Regions from separate parts of the Homo sapiens genome. Here region 2 is linked to region 1. The links are chromatin loops, found by intact Hi-C in ENCODE. Cell type or tissue: GM12878. All regions are shown on one strand. Links, peaks and the distances in the headings refer to the core of each region. The heading gives the core; the rest is flanking DNA. Region 1 has its middle 710 kb from the start of LINC01052. Region 2 has its middle 850 kb from the start of LINC00355.

What was found. A loop is a pair of places that touch in the nucleus more often than their neighbours do. Peaks named below come from ENCODE experiments on the same cell type or tissue, not always from the same donor. Only the 100,000 strongest peaks of a DNase experiment are listed, where the experiment ranks them.
Region 2: it touches region 1 in a loop (3.0-fold over the local background); 1 of 110 quality-filtered maps calls a loop at or near these places.

What each region holds. Positions count from the first base shown.
Region 1 is chr13:65,152,574-65,156,978 of GRCh38, forward strand. No RefSeq gene overlaps it. Among named protein-coding and RNA genes, the nearest start is that of LINC01052, 710 kb to the right of the region's middle. In GM12878, for the core only: no CTCF peak of the experiment used is centred there; DNase peaks (open chromatin) are centred at 1,558 and 2,328.
Region 2 is chr13:64,927,189-64,931,593 of GRCh38, forward strand. No RefSeq gene overlaps it. Among named protein-coding and RNA genes, the nearest start is that of LINC00355, 850 kb to the left of the region's middle. In GM12878, for the core only: no CTCF peak of the experiment used is centred there; a DNase peak (open chromatin) is centred at 1,971; H3K27ac peaks cover 208 bases.

The DNA.
Region 1 (4,405 bases), core at 235-4,234:
AAAATGGTGAGAGAGGAATTATAACCTTAATTAAAAATACAGTTTAATGACAATGGAAGAAACAGATGCTGAGATCTTTTTGGCTTTTTCTTTTTCTTTTTTTTTTTTTTGAGACAGAGTCTCGCTCTGTTGCCCAGGCTGGAGTGCAGTGGTACAATCTCGGCTCACTGCAACCTCCGCCTCCCAGGTTCAAGCAGTTCCCTGCCTCAGCCCGCTGAGTAGCTGGGATTACAGGTGCCCGCCACCACGCCTGGCTAATTTTTGCATTTTTAGTAGAGACGCAGTTTCACCATCTTGGCCAGGCTGGTGTCGAACTCCTGACCTCGTGATCCACCTGCCTCAGCCTCCCAAAGTGCTGGGATTACAGGCTTGAGCCACTGTGCCAGGCCTCTTTTTGATTTTTAATCAAATTGAAATGACAGGCTACGTGAGACACAGATGAGTTTCAGTTTCGTATTTGGGACTATTGACCAAACAGCAGGTAGAAAATGTAGAAAGGATGAAAATTCTATACCTCCACTATGACATCAGATCGTATCAGTCTGTCAGGGTGACGAAGTAAGCCTAGGTGTCCCAAGGTGACAGCCATTGCAGGTGACTTTGAATTATATCTGTTACTTACACCCATTTGCTTGTTCATTCATCCAGCCAGTCCTTTTTCCATCCTTTTATTTATCCATTCATCAAGCCAGGCAGTCCTACATATTTGCACATTGTTTTACTACTAATAAATATTATCTACACTTTTTATTTCTTTTGGCAAACCCATCAAAGGAATAAAGCAATATTATAACAATTCCTTATGTAAACCAAAAGTACCTATGACGATCTCAATCAACAGAAAGTTTATTTTGCCAAGGCTAAGGATGCACCCCTGACACAGCCCCAGAAGGTGCTGACCACATGTGCCCCAGGTGGTCAGGGTGCAGCTGGTTATATACATTTTAGGGAGACATGAGACACAAATCAATAAGATGCACATTGGATCCTTCTGGGAAGGCGGGACAAGTTGGAGCGGGGGACTTCCAGGTCACAAGTAGAGCTAAACATTTTCTGTTTGGCAATTGGTTAAATGAATTATCTAAATATCTGGAATCAATAGAAAGGAAATGTCTGGGTTACAATAAAGGGTTGTGGAGATCAAGGCTTTATTATGCAGATGACTCTTCCAGGTAGCAGGCTTCAGAGAAAATACATTGTAAATATTTTATATCAGACTTACAGAGTCTGTCCTATCACTCCTAAGGTCTTCGTGTTGATGTTTGTGAGGCATGTTTGACTCCCCACTTGAGCTTGGCTGAGGGGAGGATCCATTAGTCAGCTGGGGGACTTAGAATTTTATTTTGGTTTACACTTACAAGTGAGAACAATGACTTTGAAATGCTCAATGATTTACCATATTTCACATAGGAAATAACCTGCATATCTAAGATCTAAGACTTTAAAACTTCAATGTTAAGAGCTCTTTATAATCTAACAGACAAATATAAAGAAGTGAAACCTTGCCTCAAAGAGTTAAATAATCCAATGACTAAATTATTGGGCTTACAAGGTAGCAGATAAAAATGAAACAACTTGCTGAAAAGCTGAAACTGAAACTGCTTCAAAGTGTAGGAAACCAGTAACTAAGAAAAACTTTTGAGGTTGCAGGATACCAGATAAGAAAATAAACAACTGCATTTTGGGAGGCCGAGGTGGACGGATCACGAAGTCAGGAGATCAAGACCATCCTGGCTAACACGGTGAAACTCCGTCTCTACTAAAAATACAAAAACGAAATTAGCCGGGAGTGGTGGCCGGCGCCTGTAGTCCCAGCGAGAGGCTGAGACAGGAAAATGGCGTGAACCCGGCAGGCGGAGCTTGCAGTGAGCCGAGATGGCGCCACAGCACTCCAGCCTGGGCAACAGAGTGAGACTCCGTCTCATAAAAAAAAAAAAAAAAAAAAAAAAAAGGAAAATAAGCAAATTACTGAAACTCCCTCTTCCTTGTGTGTGAGATCAAGAAAAAACTGGCTGAAATCTACTGAAACTAAGATGGGCAATTGGAGTTTGTGAAGAATGAGCTTGCTGATGGCACAGCCTGAATTTCCACCATATGTTTTATACTTACTACTCTCAAAATTGTACGTGTGACTGATCAGGTAGCATGAAGAGATAATTGTGCATGCCCAAGGACTTTCCAGACCTCCCCTTTCCTTCCACCACTTAACCTGCTAATCTCAGATTCTACTACCTGAAACTTTTGTAATTAAAACACCGCTTTGAAGCCAGCACAGGAAGACAGATTTGAGCTTGACCTTTGTCTCTTTGTGAATTGACTTTCAATATAAAGCTTTCCCTTTCTCAGAAACATGGTGTCATAGTACCGGCTTCAAGCGCATCAGGCAATGAATCCATTTGCTTTAATAATAAAAGCAGTGAGCTTGTGGTCAAGAATTGCATCAGTAAGTCAAGACACTTATAAAAATGTGTGGGAGAAAAAAGCAATCATCCTAAAAAGAAACAAAAATAAAATACATAAAACCCCCAAACAACAAAAATAGCAGTTTACTATTGTATTCTAGAAAAATTGAAAAGAAAAAAACTGTTTGCTTTTGCTATACTGCCTTTTCAAGTGGTAAAATGTTAATAACCAGGGCAGTATTTGTTTCTGTTCTCTTCTGTTACTGTTAAAGTTTGATGAATTTGCTGCTCATTTCACTCTTTATTTATATAATGACTATGGGTGAAACAGAATGAAAAAAGCAAATTTGTTAATTTAATTTTCAGTTTTTGTGGCTGAGATAAAGATTTTCAGGGCCCAGTGACTAAGTACGTATAGTAAAAATTTAGGATTATCACCAGATTTAAATCTATGTGCAAATTTGAGAATATTAGTACTGTCAATAATTTCAGTTATCAAAAATGGAAAGAGAGTAGAGATATGGGGAAAATTTAACCTTTACAAGTAATATACGCTATGTGTTTTATTTTAGGATTGCTTACACATCTGTACTCCTGTCAATGTAGCATAGAGAGTGTACTACAAATTTAAAATCATCATTCAATAGCTTTATTGGGAGTCAGAAATTGGACTTATTTTTTAAAAAATTATCTGAATTCTACATTCAATACTAAAAATTATAAACTAGAACAATTCATTTATAAATGTATTACAAAGTGAATTGTCTACTCACACTACTTTAATAATATCGTGACTGGCTAGGCCCAGTGGCTCACGCCTGTAATCTCAACACTTTAGAAGGCCAAGAAAAGTGGATTGCTTGAGTCCAGGAGTTGCAAACCAGGCTGGGTAACATGGTGAAACCTGTGTCTGCTAAAACCACAACAAATTAGCCAGCCATGTTGGCATGGACTTGTAGTTCCAGCTACCCAGGAGGCTTGAGCCCTGGAGGTTGAGGCTGCAGTGAGCCCTGATTATTGCAACTGCACTCCAGCCTGGGCAACAGAGTGAGAACTTGTCTCGAAGTAAATAAATAAATAAATAAATAAATAAATAAATAAAATCATCATCAAAAGAGAAAATATAAAATGATTTAAATGGCTAAACATGTCACTATCATGTAGACCGTGAGGTGATGCAATGAGCAGGGCAGTTTTCCTATGTGGTATTATTTCAAAAATCTATATTATTGGTTTAGTCATGATAAAAAGACCTGCCAAATACAAATCAAGGGATGTTCTATTAAATACTTGACCAGTACTTGTTTAAACTTTCAAGATGATGAAAAACAAGTAGAAAGTGAGAAACTGCCACAGATTGGAGGAATTTAAAGATACTTGATGGTCAAATGCAAGTTGGTTTCCTAGATTGGGTATTTGAAGAAAAGGCAGTGAAAATCTGCGAAATCAGAAAAAAATCTGTAGTTTGTTTAATAGTGTTTTTCTAATGGTAATTTCTTAGTTTTTTTCCAAATGTACTACAGTTATGTAAGATGCTTGCATTAATATAGAGAAAAAGGTATTGGAAAACGATCTGTACTATTTATCTTTGTAAAATTTTATAAATCTATAATTATTTCAAAATTAAAAGTTAAATAATTTTAATAAATAACCTTTATCTTCAGTGAAAAAATAGATTGAAAATATCTACTAAGTAATATACAAATGATAGGCTCTATCATCATTATAAAAGATATTCAACTTAAAGATAATTGCACATTCCTAAAGAAAAACTAAATAACATATCTGTATATTTAACAATTTTCACGTGATATCTAAGAAACTTCTTTCAGGTACAAAGTCTCCTGTATTTTAGGTTTCTCTCTCTCTCCATCTTTCTCTTTCTCTCTTCTTTCCCCCTCTCTTAACTAAAACTCGGTAATAAGATGTACTGTAGACATGATATAGTTAGGAATTCAAGCTTCTCAATTGTAATAGTTTCCTTGTTAATAATATAGTAACTA
Region 2 (4,405 bases), core at 179-4,178, 230 kb before region 1:
ACCTGGTATGCAACTATTGGGCTGACAAATGCCTTTTTCTACCTACCTGTTCGTGAGGCCCACCAGAAGCAGTTTGCTTTCAGCTGGCAAGGCCAGCAAGACACTTTCACTTTCTTACCTTAGGGGTATATCAGCTCTCCAGCCCTCTGTCATAATTTAGTTCACAGGGATCTTGAGTGCCTTTCCCTTCCATAGGTATCACACTGGTACATTACATTGATGACATTATGTTGTTTGGACCTAGAGAGGAAGAAGTAGCAATTACAATAGACTTCTTGGGAAGATATGCCAGGGGGTGGGCAATAAATTCTAATAAAATTCAGAAGCCTTCTAATCTCAGTGAAATAGTTAGGGTTTCAGTGGGGGCCATGCTGAGATAGCCCTTCTAAGGTAAAGGAAAAGTTGTTGCATCTGGCTCCTCCCACAAACAAGAAAGTCTCATAATGTTTAGTGGGACTATTTTTATTTCAGAGACAACATATTTCTCATTTGGGTGTGTTACTCTGGCTCATTTACTGAGTTACCTGAAAAGCTGCATTTTGAGTGAGTTCAGCAGCAGAGATAAACAATGAGTAGGCCAGGCGGGGTGGCTCACACCTGTAATCCCAGCACTTTGAGAGGCCGAGGTGGGCAGATCACCTGAGGTCAGGAGTTCAAGGCCAGCCTGACCAACATGGAGAAACCCGTCTCTACTAAAAATACAAAATTAGCTGGGCATGGTGGCATATGCCTGTAATCCAAGCTACTTGGGAGGCTGAGGAAGGAGAGTCACTTTAACCTGGGAGGAGGTTGCAGTGAGCTGAGATCGCACCATTGCACTCCAGCCTGGGCAACAAGAGTGAAACTCCATCTCAAAAAACAAACAAACAAACACAATCAGCCCCTCTTAAGGCACCATTACCTGGGATGATAAGCCACCTAACTAGTGTCAGATTTATTGTATTGAATAGTTTTCATCATGGAAAGTACAATGTTTTATCCTTACTGGAATAGACATTTACTCTAGCAATGGTTTTGTTTTTACTGCATTTAGTGCTTTTTTAAAACTACTATCTATGGGCTTAAATAATTCTTCATCGACTATCATAGTATTGCACATAACATTGCTTCTGACCAAGGAATTCACTTCACCTCTAAAGAACTGTGCCAATGGGCTCATGTTCATGGAATTCACCGATATTAACAAGATTTCCACCATTCTAAGGCAGCTAGAATCACAGAATAGTGAAATAACCTTTCACAGACTCAGTTATAGTGTCTTCTAGGTGTCCATACCTTAAAGAACTGGTCCCCAACCTTTTTGGCACCAGGAACCAGTTTTGTGGAAGATAATTTTTCCACAGACCAGAGGTCAGGGGAGGTTGTGGGATGATTCAAGGGCATTACCTTTATTGTGCACTTTATTTCTATTATGATTACCTTGTAATACATAATGAAATAACTATAAAACTCATCATAATATAGAATCAGTGGCAGCCCTGAGCTTGTTTTCCTCTAACTAGATGGTCCCATCTGGGGGTGATGGGAGACAGTGAGAGATCATCAGGCATTGGAGTCTCATAAGGAGTGCACAACCTAGGTTCCTCACATGTGCAGTTCACAATAGAGTTTACACTCCTACGAGAATCTAATGCCACCACTGCTCTGATAGGAGGTGGAGCTCAGGCAGAAATGCAAGTGATGGGGTGCGGCTGTGAATACAGATGAAGCTTCACTAGCTAGCCCACCATTCACTTCCTGCTTTGTGGCCTGGTTCCTAAAAGGTCACAGACTAATACTGGTCTACTGCCTGGGATTTGGGGACCCCTGCCTTAAAGAGCTAGAGCAGAGATCTCTAGAAGCCTGTAGATGCTTTGAATTAGTGTTCAATATATGGTGCTGTTTCTCCAGTAGCTAGTATGTGCAAGTACAGAAATCAAGGGGTGAAAATGAAATGGCATTACTCACCATTACCCTTAGTGAGTCACAGAATTTTTGCTTTCTTTTTCCACAACGTCATGCTCTGCTGGTCTGGAGATCTTAGAAATCTTTTAGATCTTTAAGAGAGAAGAATGCTTCTACCAGGAGCATTCCTGGTAGAATGTTTCCATTCAATTTGAAGTGCAGATTTCCCCCCAGCCACTTTGTGCTCAGATGCCTCTGAGTCTACAAGCCAAGAAAGGAATTATAGTGTTTGCTGCTGTGATTGATACAGACTACCAAGAGGAAATTGGCTAATACTCCACAAGGGAGATAAGGAAGAGTATGTCTGTAATACTGTAGATGCCCTAGGGTATATCTTAGTATTACCTTGCCTGAATAAGATCTATGGAAAACCATAACAACCCATTCCAGAAGGGATTGAAAGTAGCTCAGACTCTTCAGGAATGAAAGTTTGGGTCCCTTGTTTGGATAAAGAACCACAACCAGCTGAAGTGCTTGGTGAAGGCAAAGAGAATAAAGAATGGGCAATAGAAGGTAGTTATAAGTACCATCTAGCATCACAAAAGCGCTTACAGAAATGAGAACTATAATTGTGATGAGTATTTTCTTGTTATTTTATTATGAATATTATTGTGTGTATATATAAATACATATATTAAGCAAATATATTCATTCCCTTTTATGTTTTATTCCCTTATCATGTAACATAAGATGTATTGACTTTGTATCATTATTTTAAGTAGTGTTAATTTTACTGCATAGTATTTAAGTTTTGGAATACCAGAGGAAGAGTAAACATTAATCAAGGACTTTACCTCCTCTGTGGGGGAAGAGATTCATGCCTTTCTGGTCTTAGTTCCTTCAAGCTGCTATAATAACATTCCTTAAAGTAGTTAGGTTAAACAATGAAAATTTACTTCTCATACTTCTGGAGACTGGGAAATCCAAGATCAAACTGTTGACATATTATTCAGTGTCTGGTGAGGGCCACTTCCTGGCATGTTGAAAGGGTCTTTTCTCTGTGTGTTTACAAGGTAGATAGGGTGAATGGGCTCTCTTGGGCCTATTTTATAAGGCCCCATTTATCCCATTTGTGATGGCTCCCCAAATCTCCATCTCCTAAAACAATCACCCTGGGGGTTAGGATTTCAACTTATAAATTATGGGGGGGATACATTAAGACCACAGCATCTGTATAGTTTGCTTATTGTATGTAAACAGAACTATGGCTCTTAAGAAATGTCATGTAAATTTATTATTATTATTATTGTTATTGTTATTGTTATTTTGAGACAGAATCTCACTCTGTTGTCCAGACTCGAGTACAATGGTACAATCTTGGCTCACTGCAGCCTCCGCCTCCCAGGTTCAAGTGATTCTCCTGCCTCAGCCTCCCAAGTAGCTGGGATTACAAGAGCTCACCACCATGCCCTGTTAATTTTTGTATTTTTAGTAGAGACAGGTTTCACAATGGTGGCCAGGTTGGTCTCGAACTCCTGACCTCAGGTGATCCACCAGCCTCAGCCTCCCAAAATGCTGGGATTACAAGCATGAGTCACTGCACCAGGCCAAAAAATATCATGTAAGTTATGTAATAATGACTATAAAGTGGAGATGATCCAAGACTAAATAGCTGTTTTTAGTGCAAGCATTATATAAATCCATGTATGTTAAATCTGGACTGAAATTTACCATAATGTAATGAAAAAGGAACTGAGAAAGGACACTGAAAGTTTCAGACTGCTCCATGCTTCATCTATATCTCACAATTGTCTAAACTATTTGAACAATAAGTATGGTTCTATAGTTTGTAAAATCTCTAATTCTTGTGAGTTTGATTTCACAAACTGAACTACTTGTAATATAACACTTTGCATTCTTCATTGGCTCTTTCATATGCAAGTTGTTCTGGGATCAATGAAGAATTTAACTTCTTCTTTCTTAAAAATGGCTTAGTGGCTGGGCATCGTGTTTCACGCCTATAATCCCAGCACTTTGGGAGGCCAAGGCGGGCGGACCACGAGGTCAGGGGTTTGAGACCAGCCTGGCCAACATGATGAAACCCTGTCTCTACTAAAAATACAAAAATTAGCTGGGCATGGTGGCACGTGCCTGTAATCCCAGCTACTTAGGAGGGTGAGGCAGGAGAATTGCTTGAACCAGGACCTGGGAGGTGGAGGTTGCAGTGAGCCAAGATCATGCCACTGCACTCCAGCCTGGGCTACGGCACGAAACTCCATCTCAAAAAAAAAAAAAAAAGGCTTAGAGTAGTGACTTTTCAAGGTTTTTGTGGTATTCGATGACCGAGATGGTTTTAATAGTCTCTTCAGGTTGACTGAATGTCAGACAGGCTTCTTCCCAACTCTAGGCCCCAGAGCTCCCTTTTCTTACAGCATTTATATTAAAAACTTGTTACTGTAAATTTATGCTCGGCTTCTTTGATATAAACATCTTTTTCAAAATATTCTTTCCATTTTTAAAA